Linked DNA regions of Homo sapiens: all the other regions are linked to region 1. A link is a loop called in an ENCODE intact Hi-C map of the cell type or tissue named here. Cell type or tissue: IMR-90. All regions are shown on one strand. Links, peaks and the distances in the headings refer to the core of each region. The heading gives the core; the rest is flanking DNA.

The links. A loop is a pair of places that touch in the nucleus more often than their neighbours do. Peaks named below come from ENCODE experiments on the same cell type or tissue, not always from the same donor. Only the 100,000 strongest peaks of a DNase experiment are listed, where the experiment ranks them.
Region 2: it touches region 1 in a loop (2.2-fold over the local background); 3 of 110 quality-filtered maps call a loop at or near these places.
Region 3: it touches region 1 in a loop (11-fold over the local background); 6 of 110 quality-filtered maps call a loop at or near these places.

What each region holds. Positions count from the first base shown.
Region 1 is chr13:50,529,671-50,535,159 of GRCh38, reverse strand. No RefSeq gene overlaps it. Among named protein-coding and RNA genes, the nearest start is that of DLEU1-AS1, 5.0 kb to the right of the region's middle. RefSeq lists enhancers at 4,811-5,489, 5,129-5,489. In IMR-90, for the core only: a CTCF peak has its summit at 3,058 (motif pointing right); a DNase peak (open chromatin) is centred at 3,039; H3K27ac peaks cover 133 bases.
Region 2 is chr13:50,219,803-50,225,291 of GRCh38, reverse strand. All of the region lies in intron 2 of DLEU1 (deleted in lymphocytic leukemia 1), which reads right to left. It overlaps LOC124900337 (a long non-coding RNA gene), which reads right to left and starts at 2,454. Exons shown (of 2, transcript XR_007063796.1): 1 at 915-2,454. In IMR-90, for the core only: no CTCF peak of the experiment used is centred there; a DNase peak (open chromatin) is centred at 2,591; H3K4me3 peaks cover 271 bases; H3K27ac peaks cover 292 bases; H3K27me3 peaks cover 538 bases.
Region 3 is chr13:49,668,041-49,673,304 of GRCh38, reverse strand. EBPL (EBP like) reads left to right here. Exons shown (of 4, transcript NM_032565.5): 2 at 3,459-3,528. Among named protein-coding and RNA genes, the nearest start is that of EBPL, 21 kb to the left of the region's middle. In IMR-90, for the core only: a CTCF peak has its summit at 3,390 (motif pointing left); a DNase peak (open chromatin) is centred at 3,384.

The DNA of each region.
Region 1 (5,489 bases), core at 1,749-4,248:
TTTGTCTGAATCTATAATAAAAATGATTTCATGATGAAACACTCAATAAATGGGATGAAAGGGAACTTCCTCTACTTGGTAAACAACATCAGAGTAAAATGCACAGCTAATATCATGCTTAATGCCGAAATCCTGGAATCTTTCCCACTAAGACCAGGAAATGAATGTTCTTTCTAGCCTCTCCTATTCAACACTGTATTGGAGTCTCTAGCCAGAGCAATTAGTGAAGAAAAATAAATAAAGGCAGCCAAATTGAAAAGGAAGAAGTAAATCTATCTCTTTGCCAATGACATTATATAGAAAATTTTAAGGAATTCACGAAAGTCTAATAAGCCAGTTTAGCAAGGTTAAAGGATACAGGAGAAATACAGAATACTCAATTGTATTTTCATACACCAGCAATGAACAACCAGTAAATAAAATTAAAATAATTTCATTTATAACAGCTTTAAGAATAAAATAATTAGGAATAAATTTAACAAAATAATTCCAAGACTAGCATACTAAAAACTATAAAATGTTATTGAAAGAAACTAAAGAAGACTTAAATAACTGGAAATACATCTTGGGTTCACGGATTGGAACACTTAATATTGTTAAGATAACAAACTCCTTGAATTCGTCTAGAGTTTTTGCACTGTCTCCATCAAAATTCCAGCTGCCTTTTTTGTATAAATGTATAAGCTAATACTGAACCTCATGTGGAAATGCAAGGGGTCCAGAATAACAAAAATAATCTGAAAAAAAAAACCCAAAGTTAAAGAACTAACACTTACTGATTTTGATATCTACAGCACAAAGCTACAGCAATAAAGATTGTACAGTAGTGGCATAGGATAGTCATATTTATCAATGGAATAGGATTGAGAGTCTGAAAATAAACTCATACATTTATGGTCAACTGATTTTTGACAAGAATGTCCGAACAGTTCAAAGGAGGAAACAATAGTCTTTTAAACAAATGGTGCTGCAAAAATGGGAGATACACATATACACATATAAAAGAATGAAATTGGATTCCTATCTCTTACCCTATACAAAAACTAACACAGAATGTATCAAAGACCTAAATGTGAAAGCTAAAAGCATAAAACTCTTAGAAGAAATCACAGCTGTAAAATTTGTGACCTCAGATTTAGGCAATGGTTTGTTAGATACGACACCAAAAGACAAGCAAAAAAAGAAAAAAATAGATAAACTGGACTTTATCAAAATAAAAAACTTGTACTTCAAAAGATAATATAAAGAAGTGAAAAGCCAACCCACAGAATGGGAGAAAATATTTACAAATCATGTACTGTTAAAGGTCTAGGATCCAGAATATATTTAAAAACTATTACAACTCAACAATAAAAACATAAATTATCCAATTAAAACATAGGCACAGGATTTGAGTAGACATTTCTCTAAAGAAGATATACAAATATCTTGTATACACATGAAAAGATGCTTGATATTATTAGTCATTAGAGAATGCAAATCAAAACCATAATGAGATAACACTTCATATCTACTAGGATAGCTACAATAAAAGGCAACAATTAAGTATTAGTTTAAATAAGGAAAGACCAGAACTGTCATACAATGCTGGTGAAATATTAAAATGATAGTTACTTTGGAAAACAGTTGGGCAGTTTCTAAACATAAAGTTACAATCTAATTCAGCAATTTTATCCCTAAGTATCTACCCAGGAGAATTAAAAACATATAACAAAAACTTACAAGTAAATATTCCTAACAGCGTTAATTATTATAGCCTAAAAGTGAAAACAACCCAAAGATTTATTAATTGATGAACAGATAAACAAAATATAGTATATTAAAACCATGTAATATTATTCAATCATAAAAGAAATGAAGTTCTGGTATATGCCATGACGTGGATAAATCTTGAAAACATGTCTAAAGTAGGCAAATCCATTGTAGAGGCAGAAGTAAACTTCCTTTCTGCCCTTTCTGAAGGTTCACTGAAATAAAGTGACAATAGACAGATTAACATGAGAAAAAGTTTACACATTAATTAATATGCATAATCATGGGAGCCATACAAAACATGAGACTCAAAAAAGGGCCATATGGTTAAGGTTTAAATGTCCTCCTCATAGGGGAGAGAAAACTTGGGAGCTGTAACAAATTTTAGAAGGGTAGTAAGTGATTTTCAGAGGAAATGAATGCACCCAGGAGGCAAATATTATTTTGTAAATAATTATCTTAGGAAACTGAATGGGACTGGCAAGTTAAGGGAAGGAGAGGGGTGGAACTGCCTTGTGAACAAAGGTTGTCTTAGTATGTAGAAAAAGTCTCCTAGGTAATCTCTCCAACCTGCCCTCAAAAGAATAGATGAAAAGTCTAACTGCATGTAGTGATGACTTTTATAGTCTTTTCTTCTCTCAGGTGGGTAATCTTTCTGGATTATTTCATGAGATTCCTGGAGAGTGAGTCTTCAGACAATTGCATGTCTTTTGAGAAGTTTCCTTAGTTAGATAAGGAAATTCCAGACAGAGTCCCTCCTTGCTCTTGGAGTCAGGGGAGAAGAAACAAAAGAGGGTTAAAATGTTTTGGGTTCTGAGACAGCTTCTAAGGTACTCCATCTTCATTTAATTCAAAGTGTTCAGTATGCCAAAGCACCATTGTGTGGGGTATCATTTTCTTAGACCCAACACCATAAATACTAAGAGTAGTTTAGTGGTTACCAGGGATGGCGGAAAGAAGTAATCAAGGGTTACTGATAATGAGCATAGGTTTTCTTTTGGGGGTGACAGAAATATTCTGGTATTAGATCATGGTGACATTTGCACAACTCTGTGAATATACTTAAAAGCCACTGAATTGTACCCTTTAAACGGACGACTAGTGTATGTCAGTTATATCTCAATTAAAAACAAAGTCTAGAACTTGACATATCATTCCAAATACTCAAATTAGACGAGTCTGCTTCTAAGGTAAATAAGTGGAAAGTGGTCACAAGATAAGAACAGAGGCTATTAGGAGATGAGGAAAATCAGGAATGAGAAGTAGGAAGCCAACTCTTCATAATTTTTTAGGTGAGCAGCAGAGGGAGCCCTTGATAGCAAAGAAAATTACAAAACTAATGTTTATACTTCTGATCATAAAGTTAATACAGCCTTTTTACAGAAAATTTGAAAAAGTGCCACATAAAGGTAATAAAAACCCACTAATCATTCCACCATCCTAAGAACCACTATTAACATTTCATCGACACAAATCCTTCCAGTCTTTTTTCTGTATGTGTACATATATGCATGTACGTACATATATAGCCAAGCCCACCCACAGCTCTCCTGTACATGCAACTTTGCCGTTACATTTTTCACTTCATGTTACCTTTTATATTTTTTCTAAAGCCTTAAATATTCCTGAGAATGTGGTTTGCCATGCCTACAGATGAGCTGTCAGTAATTAAACCTATTTTTAGAATTTTTCAGTCACAAGTAACCCTGCAATAAACATCCTTATACCTAAATCCTTGTATTTCCTAAAAATATATCCGAAGTAAGGATAGATTCCTTAAGAAGGAATTATTAGGTCAAATATTGTTTACAGCTTTAAGTCTTTGAATACATACATATTGCCAACATTTCTAACCAGAAAATTTAAAAGATTGTTATACTTCCACCAGCAGTGGATGAGATTTTCCTTTATCTTGAACTTTTACCCAACTATGTAATTATCAAAGTTTTTTGAAATTTAAAATATTTGCTAATTTAATGGACAGAAATTTGTGTCTTTTAAAATTATTTTTAAATAAATAGTGAGCCTGAAATTTTTTCATGATTTATTGTCTAATTTTTTTCTGCTCGTACAAATTCCTTTTTTGTGAATATTGAAAATTTTTCTGCTTAGGATATTTATCTTCTAATCATTGACTTCGGAAGCTCTTCACATATTAACCATGTTAACCTTTGTCTTCTATTTTGCCCTTTTTTCAAGTTATTCTTTGCCTTATGTTTCTTTATCATGAGTTTTGATGTATATGTTTATAATTTTTATGTAAAAACATTCTGTTTTCTCTTTTATAGATTCTTCCTCTACCTTTTTGTTTAAAAAGTGCTTCCATACATTGAGAGTTGATAGATACTTATCATAATTTCTTTTACTCATTTGTGTTTTCATATTTTAAAATTTATTTAATTCATCCAGAATTTATTTAGGGATATGATTTGGGTCTCCTCCTTCCCTTAAAAACTGAATTAATTTCCCCAGCACTATTCACTGGCATAATCTTTCATTTCCTTCCCTAATTTGAAGTGTCTTCATCAAATACTAAATTCTTATATGTATTTGAGTGTGTTTGGGGACTCTATTCTCTTCTCTCTGTCTAGTTGTATACCAATATCATGTTATTAAAGCTTTATAACAGGTTTTTAACACCTGAAGTACAGTTTACCTTATTTGTTTATAAATCTTTCTTGGTTATTTTTATCCACAAATTATTCTAGATAAACCTTACAGTCACATTTTCATTCAAAAATATTCCAATTGGGATTTTGATTAGAATCATATTGGACCTAACCATCAATTTGAGGAACAGTGACATCATCCAATAATATAAAATATGTCTCAATTTATTCAAGCCTGATTTCATATTAACTAAAGTTTTACAACTAAATTGATAGAAGCCCTATATAAACAAACAAGTTTGTTTCCAGGTTTTATTGTTCTTATTCTTGCTTGTTTTGCTTTGTTTTTCCCCTGTTGTAAAAGAGCTCTTTTCCCTCTTTACGATTATTATCTGATTATGGATATTTTTTATATTTTGTAACCAGGTATCATAATGAAGCATTAGTTGTAATAGTTGATTTCTTAGGTTTTCCTAAATAGGTTATCCTTAAGAATTTAGAAATTCTCTACATAGTCATGACTTTGGGGTCTCAAAACCAATTCAACTTTTGGAATTACAGCTTTTATGCTTCATAAGCATAACTTCTTTTTCTAAATAAAATTGAAAATTAAGTGTGTAAAGTGACCAACTAAAAAGAACAAACAACTCTAAAACATACAGATTCCACTCCTCCACTTGGCTCTTAAAGGGTTAATTAATATTTACCATGAAGAATTTTTTTAATCTAATAAAAAAAATCAATCCAAAATATTCTTAAAGAGGCATTAATGACTCAAAATGTTATTTGGTTTTATATGGCCTCCCAAACTACAGTGTTTTTAAAAATCAGGTTTATCGAGTTATAATTTACATACAGTAGAATTCACCCTTTTCAGGCACACAGTTCTACAAATTTTTACAAGCATATACAGTCGAGTAATCACCACCTCAATCAAGACAGAATATTTCCGACACCCTGAGAAATTATCTGTGCCCCTTTGAAGTCAATCTCCTTCCTCTCACCCTCAGCCCCTGGCAATCTCTGATTTATTTCTGTCACTGGATATTCTGCATAGCTTCCAATCTATGTTTTTCAAGCTTCCAATCGGAGTCAAAGCTGGCCAGTAGCAACTAGCACAGAGTCCTC
Region 2 (5,489 bases), core at 1,238-3,737, 310 kb after region 1:
ACTCTATTATCTGCACATTAAAGAAAGAAACTACTACCTCAAATCACAGCACCCAGAATCACCTTTAGGCTTTTCTACAAAACCATGCTAAGACACAGATTTAGAGTTGCCTCTTTTTTACTACAAATCAGCTCTTCCAGAACTGGACTGAAGCACACGAGGCCTCATCGCTCCACTCCTAACCCTTCTTCACAGGGCTGCCTAGCTCTTGTCTTCTGCCATTCTCCCAGGCTCCTTTCTAAATTAAAATTTTGGATTACCCAGACTCTAATTCTTATTTAAAATAAAACCTAAATTACTACCTTATGTTTGGGGCAAGTCAACACCCCGTCTGGCATCTCTCATTTCTGTGTGAGATTTGAACAAACCCACCCGGCACAAGTGGAAAATTGGTCTTGCATCACATACTCTGTTGGGATCACCACATTTGGAATTCTAGGTTTATTCTCCCACAGAGTCAAATTTAGCCCAACCCTAGAGAACGGCTCTGTGCACTCTGACATTCAAAATAATATTTGCTAAAAAGCGTGGGGGTTTGCAGGCAACTTGAGCTGCAGCAAGAGGCATGTTATTACTGACTCAACTCCTACATGGGTTCCATCTTAGTCATCAGACACATGGTCACGTCCTCAGCTTAATTTCACAACCTACCCCCTTTTTTTTCAATCCAACCACAGAGGACACAGGTAGGTTTTGCATAGTTGTTGTTTTGTTTTATGAAAGCCAAAGCATAAGTAAGCCATTATGATTATAGTATTTTATTTTAAGGAAATCTCACCCAAGGTGAGACAAAACTTATGTACAGCTATGCCTTGGATAAATGGGAGTAATGATGATTGCTCCACAGTGACCAGGTCTGAATAAGGAAGTAGCAATCTTAAATATTCTCTATGGTTTAAAACCAAATTTCCTACCTGAACTTGATTTCCCATCGGATTGGTCTCTCCTGCCAGTTTTTACCATTCACCAGCCACCAGGCAGACATCACTGATAAGGATAATTTTTCTTTGGCTGTAAAGATTGAGCCTCATTCAGGTTACCTCAAGGAAAAAGTCGATTTATTTTAAAGATAAATGGCCTAGGTCTGGCTCAGAAACTATCAGGATCCCAGGCAGTTACTTACTTCTTTTCTTTCTTTAATCACATCTCTCTCTACATGTGAGTTTCATTTTTTTCCCTTTACCAACTGATACCTTGCACATGACCAAAATGGCTGCCTTAGCTATCAGTCTACCTATGACCTTTTTGGTTGGCTGGCATAGGCTTCAGTTTCCCATCTTCTGATTCTGAAGGACTCATAATATCTGTGTAGGCCAGTGCACACAGAACCTGGTAACTGGTCAGTCTGAGCTGTAGACATTTCTGGATGTGAAGTCAAGGGACCACCCAAGTCTAATAGCTGGGGAAGGTATGGAACAGGGGTAGGCTGAAGGAACAGACAGGGTGAAATTGTGTTGTATATAACACGATTATTAAAGACAACAGGGACTGAGGGTGAGCAAGCAATACTGGGCATCTCTAGTACAAATGTATAAAAATGTTTGTTCTCATTGAGGGCACACTTGATGACAGCCATCATTTAAAATTAAGATTTCATATATTTAATACTACTATTTTTTTAACCCTCCCTTCTTCTTAAGAGTAAAATTGAACAAGCTGGGCAAAAATTTTAAGTAGTAAGTCTAATAATGCTTTGAAAGGCTGAAAGTCTTTCATCAATGCAGGATAATGTATGAACTCCTGACTTTTTCAGAAAGCTATTTGTCAGTGAACATCATTATGTCCCCTCCAAATTATCCCAACATTACAAAGAACCTAAAACGTGTAAGATGTACACAGTTTGAAATAAAATCAATAAAAAATGGTTAATGTTTCTCACCACCTTTGTTTTACAGACTGCACCTACCTCCTGCAGCTCATAAATGCTCAGAAAATAAGAACGTCCACTGGCAATTCTATCAGTTTGTGCATGCCAATTCTTGACACTCTCCCCAGTTTTCTTTCTGATATTAAGAATAATGTTTACAATGTGATAACAGCACATTCCCAGTGTGAATGTGGCTAACAACCATAAAAGCAAACACCTAGGGCCATCTCTGTTGAATACACTTTACAGGATTGGTCCCCATGGGATAAAGTAGCCCAGTGCTCAGTGAGGGAACTGTAGTATAAGTATCCATTGACCTGCAGCTGAACTTACCACTTGCTGTTTTTCTCTTATAATCTAAATCTGGAAATGTGCTGTCTGGTCAGCAGTGCACTACCAAGTCATTCAGCAAAATGCTCCAGATGCCATAAAAGCGTGCCTGGATGTTAGAAAATGAACTTGTAAAATATAGTCTCAGGATTGTGCAAAGGCTGTATTTCAGACAGCCAAAATGCTTCTGCCAAGACACCTTTGTCACGCAGCCAGGCAGCAGCTGTGTGTATTGTAGACGCTGTGGCTGTGAGTCTGTCTGTGGAGTCGCAGCCGGCCCTGCCTCTGACCTGCGTTGTCACTGAGCACCCTCACTAGGACAACATTCTGAATCCATCTCACTGGTCACTGGCAGCTGAGCTAGGGCCAGTTTCTCCGAAACTCCGAAAGTTTCAAATCGACGTTCTCTGTGGTTTAATTTCGCAAGACACATCACCACTCTCCAACCATCGGCAAAGGGAAAACACCCAAATCTTATATGACACATCTTACACGATTTGAAAAAGAGAAAGGCAACTTTTTGAAAGACACTGTAGGCACTATTTTGAAGGAATAATCGTGTTTTTAAAAATACCATGTATTCACTTGTTAAAGCTGATCTTTTTTTTTTTTTCCAGACCTGGGTCTTGGTTTTAATTTAATCTTAGGTTGATTAGTTGGTTGTTTTAGTTGGTGGTTTTGTCTTTTGTTTTTTAACAAATACTTTAGGTTTTTTTTTTAGTACAGCTACCTCTGTATTTATCAGCATCTATAAATTATATTCTTTATCCTCCATAAACTTTTTTGTTAATTCCACCTCTTAATTTTGTTCTCAACTCAACTTCTGTCCCCCACCACCACCCCATCACTTTTTGCCTTTGGTATTTGTTAGCCTTTTAACTGGTTAAAAGGCTATTCAGTTAGCCTTGTAACTGGTCTCCCACTCCACCACTGCTCCCAAAATCCATTCCATATGTTGCATTTAGAGTATCATTTGTTTATTTTGAGATGGGGTCTTATTTTGTCACCCAGGAGTACAGTCATACTCACTGTATGTAGGAGCATGGTCACAGCTCACTGCAGCCTTCAACTCCTGGTCACAAAGGATCTTCCCAGCATCCCGAGTGGCTGGGACTACAGGTGCACACCACAGGGTCTCTCTGTTATGCTCAAGCTGGTCTCAAACTCCAGGGCTCAAACAATCCTCCTGCCTCAGCCTCCTAAAGTGCTGGGATTACAGGTGTGAGCCACCGCACCTGGCCCAGAGTATTGTTTTTAATACATATCTAGCCCAGACACCGCCATGCTTAAAAGTTTTCAATGCCTTCCTAGCTCCCTTTCTACTTCTCAGAGTAATCTCACATCTTCCCTCTCCAACTGCCCATGCAGCACCTGCCTCCACACCTCAGGCCTCAGTGGTCTTTTGTCAGTTCCTCCCAACTCCTTGTCCCCTTCAGACATGGGAACATCCCAATGCCATTCCCCCTGCTGGAAAAGCCCATCCCTCCTCTTCACCAAAGGTTCTCCTACAGGTCCTTCCTCTTGGCTTCACTGCCCTGCCTCAGAAACCTTCCCCAATTGCCAACTCAGGTGAGATCCTGTTATATGCTCTCAAAACATCCTGTTCTTCATCATACTCACTATAATAATGGTAATACATCATGCATGCAATTCACTGTTGAATGTGTGGTTTTGTGCCTGGCTTCACCCTAGTCTCTCCCAGATGCCTGACATGACAGGCACTCAGTAAATACCTGCCACTTGTGGAGTACATCACCTTTACATGATATGATAAAAGTTTAAAAGGACAACTCACTATGTTTCACACATGTTGGTTTGGAAGGGTCTGAGAAAGAGACTCTTTTTTTTCTAATTTTAATTTTAGGTTTAGGGGTACATGTGAAGGTTTGTGACATAGATAAACATGTGTCATGAGGGTTTGGTGTACATATTATTACATCACCACTGATGAGAACGCTCTTTCCTCAGTGCTTCCTGTCACCCTGGACATAAATTACCCAAGTCTGGCTGAGAAGCTGACCGGTGGAACTTACAGTACAAAACTCAACTAGCCAAACTATGCAAGAAATCACAGGTTTCTAAAGTTAGAAGGAGCTTCAAGATTGTATTTATCTCGAGGAGTTCATGTCGAATAATACAATAGGCTCTTAGTTATATTTTTCCTCTGTCATTTATTTTTTTTAAACGGGGATAACTCTGTTGCCCAGGCTGGAGTGTAGTGGTGTGATCTCAATTCACTGCAACCTTCACCTCCCACCTCAAGCCATTCTGCTGCCTCAGCCTCCCAAGTAGCTGGGATTACAGGAACCTGCTACTTTGCCTGGCTAATTTTTTTGTATTTTTAGTAGAGATGGTGTTTCACCACATTGGTCAGGCTGATCTCAAACTCCTGACCTCAAGTGGTCCTCCGCCTCGTCCTCCCAAAGTGCTGGGATTACAGGTGCAAACCACCGCGCCTGGCCAGCCTTTTTTCTAAGCAATCTTTTTATTTTAGAACACTTAGATGATTGTGATGGTAGTACACAGTTCTCTTACATGAGCTTCCCCTTAGTATGGTTTATTTGTCACCATTAATGAGCCAATATTGATGCATTATTATCAACGAAAGTAGAGACTTTACCCAAAATTCCTCAGTTATCACTAATGTCCTTTTTCTAACCCGGGATCCCATCCAGGATACCACATTTCATTTTTTTGTCATTTCCTTTGGCTGTTCTTGGTTGTGACAGGTTCTCAGGTTTTCTTTGGTTTTGATGACCTTAACAGTTTTGAGTATTAATGATCAGGTATTTTGTATACTGTCTCTCAATTGGTTGTTTAAAAATTGAGATATAACTCACATGTCATAAAACTGACCCTTTAAAGTATACAATGCAGTAGTTTTTAATACATTTATATAGTTGTACAACTGTCACCACTATCTAATTCCAAAATACTCTCATCATATCCAAATAAAACCCGATACCCATTAGCAGTCACTCACTATATCCCTATTGCCCAGCCCCTATCAACCATTAATCTGCTTTCTATCTTTATAGATGTGCCTATTCTGAACTTTTCAGATAAATGGCATCATATGACATGTGTCTGACTTTTTTCACTTAGCATAATGTATTCAAGGTTCACCCATGTTGTAGCAGATATGAGGACTTAATTCCTTTTTATGGCTGCATAATATTCCATCATATGGATATACAACACTTTAGTCATCACTTGATGGACATACGGTTGTTTTTACTTTTTGGCTATAATAAATAGTGCTGCTATCGACATTGGTGTACAAGCTTTTGTG
Region 3 (5,264 bases), core at 1,964-4,463, 860 kb after region 1:
TTTCTGGGAGAAATACCCAACTGTGGAATTGCTGGGTCGTATGGTCATTGCATATTTAGTTTTAGAAGAAACTGCCAAACTCTGGTTTTTTTTAGTGGCTGTATCGCTTCTATCCCTTCAGAAATCTGTGTTTGTTTCAGTTTTTCCACATCCTCACCAGTATTCGATGTTGCCAGTATTTTTTTATGTTGCCACTATTTTTTATTTTAGCCTTTCTTTTCCTTTCCTTTCCTTTTCTTTCTTTTTGAGACACAGTTTCACTCTGTCGCCAAGGTTGGAGTGCAGTGGCACAATCACGGCTCACTGCAATCTCTGCCTCCCGGTTCAAGCGATTCTCCTGCCTCAGCCTCCTAAGTAGCCGGGACTCCAGGCACACACCACCACACCCGGCTAATTGTTTTGTATTATTAGTAGAGGTGGGGTTTCACCATGTTGGCCAGGCTGGTCTCAAACTCCTGACCTCGTGATTCGCCCGCCCAGGCCTCCCAAAGTGCTGGGATTACAGGCGTGAACCACCACACCCAACCTTATTTTAGCCATTCTGATAGTTTATACAGTCATACCTCACTGTGGCTTGAAGGTGTGTTTCCTTGGTGGCTAATGAGGTTGAACATCTTTCCATGTGCTTATTTGCCATCTTTATGTACTTTCCGGTGAGATGTCTATTCATTTCTTTTGCCCATCTTCTAACCAGATTATTATTATTGTTATTATTATTTTTAACTGTCTTGTTTTCTATTATCCCTTTTATTTCTTACTCTTTTAGGAAACGCTTATTAGCATGTTCTATGTGTTAGCCATTTGCAATACAGAGATAAAAGAGAAAGAATTGGCCCTCAGAGAACTGGCAGTTTTGGGAAGAGACAAGTGAGCAAGTTTCTGTGTAGGAGGGCACTGACCTCCCAGCAGGAGAATAGTAAAATCTTGCTTCCTGGAGGAGGTGACACCTGATCAGCATTTGAAGGCATGAATATTCGTTACACTTGATATGTATTATACTATCTTTACATTTAGGACATTAATACAGTAAGAGATAGGGCAGTCTAAAAGCCTCTTCAGGGCATCCTTCTTTATAAGTAATTTGTTGTATGAACTTAATTCAAGGTTAGCAAACACGGAACACAAATGTCATGTTTCTTGGGGATTCTAAGGTAGAGATGACAGTATTCCAGATCCCAATGATGTGTGATCCAATGGGAGCTGGGGGTCCATAGCGAGCAGATAGCTGCTGGTTACAGAAACAAACTTAGCCACATGGGAGATTTAGGAGAGTGAGATATTAATTCTCACTAGGAGGTCAAAGAAGGTTTCTTGAAGAAGGGGGTTAGGGCTGGGATTTGAAAAATGAGTAGAGCTTCAACAAGTAGATGTAAAAGGAAACGGATTTGTTATAGACTCATAGGTTCCTGCATGTTACTGATTTCCAGTTCCCCATCTTGCTCTTACCCAGAGTTGCTTCTGTGGAAAGGTCTGCAACCTGGTGTCAGACTCCACATCTTACTAATGGGTCCAGTGAAAGAGGTCGCCAGTGGAGGTTGCATTTCGTTTTAGGATGAGATTTACAATCTATAGGAAGGAAGTCCTTCATCTTACAGATAGATGGCCTGAGGCCTAGAGAGGGTCAAATCCAGTCCAGCCCCATTGCCCCACTGGCCAGCCCAGTGGATGTGCTTTGTGTAGAAAGTTCTCAGGCCAGAGCAAGGAAGTGGTATGGATTTCACCCTATGGCTCTGCTAAAAATAAAAAATTGGCTGGTAAAAATAAAGTGTTGCAAAGTAAGTGGACTGGGGAGTACTTATTTGTTAAAAACACAGCTATTTTTCTCATATGATTTTTTTAATGTCCTTTAAGGGATATGATTTTTGGAGCCTGGCACGGTGACTCACACCTGTAATCCCAGCACTTTGGGAGGCCGAGGTGGGGAAATCACTTGAGGCCAGGAGTTTAAGACCAGCCTGGCCCACATGGTGAAATCCCATCTCTACTAAAAATAACAAAAATTAGCTGAATGTGGTGTCACACGCCTGTGGTCCCAGCTACTTGAGAGTCTGAGGCACTGGAATCGCTTGAACCCGGGAGGCGTAGGTTGCAGTGAGCTGAGGTTGCACCACCACACTCCAGCCTATCTTCAGCTTCAGAGTGAGACTATCTCAGAAAAAGAAAACAAAGGATACTTCATTTGCAGCATTATCCTTAAATGACACAGGAGTCAGGATACGGGATCCCTAAGGAAAGAAATTGTGGCCCATTACAGTGAACGCTGTTTCCATAATCACAACATTGTAAATGCTGTTAATTGGCTTTTTCAGCTTTTAGAATCCAGTTACAGATAAAACAGGGAAAACAAATATGTTTAGAGAACAAGAAAGGACATGTAATCAGTCTCAACAATGCACAAGCAAACTGGACAGAAATTGAGAGTTGGGAACAGGGTGCGGGGAGCCTGGTAGAGGCTGTCATACTCTTTCGTGGTTTAGAAGCCCAGAGACTGCACAAAATTGATGAGTGAGTGAGCTGAGGTTTTCAGTTTTTTTACTTAAGTTACAAATTTGTGTAAGTAATAGAATAATATATCAGAAACTCGAAGGACTGGAAACGGGAGAGGAAGGAGTATCAATCAAACAATAGCTTTTCCTGCTAGTAGTCGAAGGAAATAGCAGTGTAAGTATATTATGAAATCACCGCGGGAACTGCAAAGAGATGTGATTGAGAGTGGTGACCTCTGGGGTGGCAGGACCCAGTTTTAATGTCATACAAATGATTGTTTAAAAGGAATGAGAAAAAAGTTTTATTGACCAGCAGCAAAATTTGTTCAAAGGAGCAACATGACAATTACATATCCCAGTGGCTTCTAGCTGTTTAGTTTTAGAAATCTTAGGCAAAGAAGCACTTCAGTGATGGGAAAATACTAACTGTAATTGCAGATATTTTATTACCTGAATGTTAAATGTAGCCTGTAACTGTTTTAAATCTTCCTAAACTTGCCCTTATATAGGAGAAGGGGGGAGGATTGCTCAATGCTGGTATAAACTTGATTGCCTTTCTCTTTAAGATCTTAGATTTTTTTGAGTTAAAAAAAAGTGAACTTCTGTGGGGTTCTCCGCAAAGACTTAAGATCCCTGGAATAATCTAGAGCTTACTCTATTTAATACAGTAGTTAAACTCTTATGCAAAAATTTCACTTTTTCCACATAAGAACACATCTCTGCTTTTACAGTGCCAATCATTGAAAAACAACATTAATTGTACATTAGGGTGAGACATACCCATTTCCAAGGTCCAGGTAACCAGGTCCCAAGATTGTATCCCACAAGGTTGTATGGATGTTTCCAGGCTGTGGCCAGGATGTGAGCCATGGAGAAGGGTGGGGGATGGAGCCAGGCAATGCCATGTGTCTACAGTGCCATCCTGTGGTTGTGATGCTGTATTAGAGCATGTCTTCATTTTCTCCTCTCTAGGAAGGCCCTTTTGTCTACTTGTCTTTAGTAGGAAACGTTGCAAATTCCGATGGCTTGATTGCTTCTTTATGTAAGTAATTAAAAACGTTTGCGTTTGAAATGTTGGAGGAGGTTTATTGCAAGTGTGACTGTCAAACGCCTCTATTATATACTGTATGACTTCATTTATATGAAATGTCCAGAATAGGTGAGTCTGTAGAGATACTGTAGATTACTGGTTGCGTGGGAATGAGGGTAGGGGTGGGGGTGTTGGGGGGAAATGAGGAGTGACTGCTAATGGGCACGGATTTCTTTTTGGGGTAATGAAATGTTCTAAAATTAGATTGTGGTGATTCAAACCTGTGATTCTACTAAAACCAATTATTTAAATAGGTAGATTGTGTGGCATGTGAATTACATCTTAATAAAGCTATTATATTAAACAATATTTGAGCCTGGGCAACATAGCAAGACCCTATCTTTAAAAAAAGTTTTTTAAATGAGCCAGGTGTGGTGGTGCACACCTGTAGTCCCAGCTACTCAGGAGGCTGAGGCGGGAGAATCTTTTGAGCCCAGGAGTTCAAGGCTGCATTGAGTCACAGTTGCACCACTGCACTCCAGCCCGGGCGACAGAGCAAGAGTCCATCTCTAAAAAACAATACATAAAATAAAAAATGTTGGTAGTGAATGGCCGGGCATGGTGGCTCACGCCTGTAATCCCAGCACTTTGGGAGGCTGAGGCAGGTAGATCACCAGGTCAGGAGATGGAGACTATCCTGGCTAACACGGTGAAATCCTGTCTGTGCTAAAAATATAAAAAATTGGCTGGGCGTGGTGGCGGGCCCCTGTAGTCCCAGGTACTTGGGAGGCTGAGGCAAGAGAATGGCGTGAACCCAGGAGGTGGAGCTTGCAGTGAGCCGAGATCACGCCACTGCACTCCAGTCTGGGTGACAGAGCAAGACTCCCTCTCAAAAAAAAAAAAAAAATGTTGGTAGTGAGTGCAGATGGAAGAGCTTGTGGGGTTTAAACTGGGTGGTTTTCCCATACTTTTAATATCAACTTTCTTTTTATTGTACATATATATTTGTGGTCTTGTAGATCCTTTCCAAAAGTCTTCATGCTCATTGTCAGTCAATATTCAATTAGCATTGATATTCTACCATGTACTGTGTCAATACCAACAGGTATTTTTTTTTACCACTTTATAAAACTGCCTTTCTCAGGATAACTGCTTTCAGGTTTTGCTTCTGAAACTTTGCATCATTTATCTCATTTCTTTTTTTTCTTTTTTTTTTCAGGCGAGTCTCGCTCTGTCCCCCAGGCTGGAGCACAGTGGCACCATCTCGGCTCACTGCAAGCTCCGCCTCCCAGGTTCACGCCATTCTCCTGCCTCAGCCTCCCGAGTAGCTGGGACTACAGGCGCCCGCCACCACGCCTAGCTAATTTTTTTGTATTTTTAGTAGAGACGGGGTTTCACCATGTTAGCCAGGATGGTCTCGATCTCCTGACCTCGTGATCTGCCCACCTCGGCCTCCCAAAGTGCTGGGGTTATAGGCATGAGCCACCGCGCCTGGCCCATATATCTCATTTCTTTGTGACTCTAAAATCATCTCCAGCTAGGATCTGTGTGGGGGACTCCTGTTTACCACTAGTGTTAGGAAACATCTAGAGAATTGAGTAGGCTCATTAGTACTTCCCAAAGGAAAAGGTGTCATCTTTGATGCCTCAAGTCCTAGCCAAGGAGTTTGAGCCCCCTTGACCAGAGTAGAGCCACTTCAGATCCAGGGCTCAGCTGAATGCAGCTATGCACTTTTGATTGGCTGCATT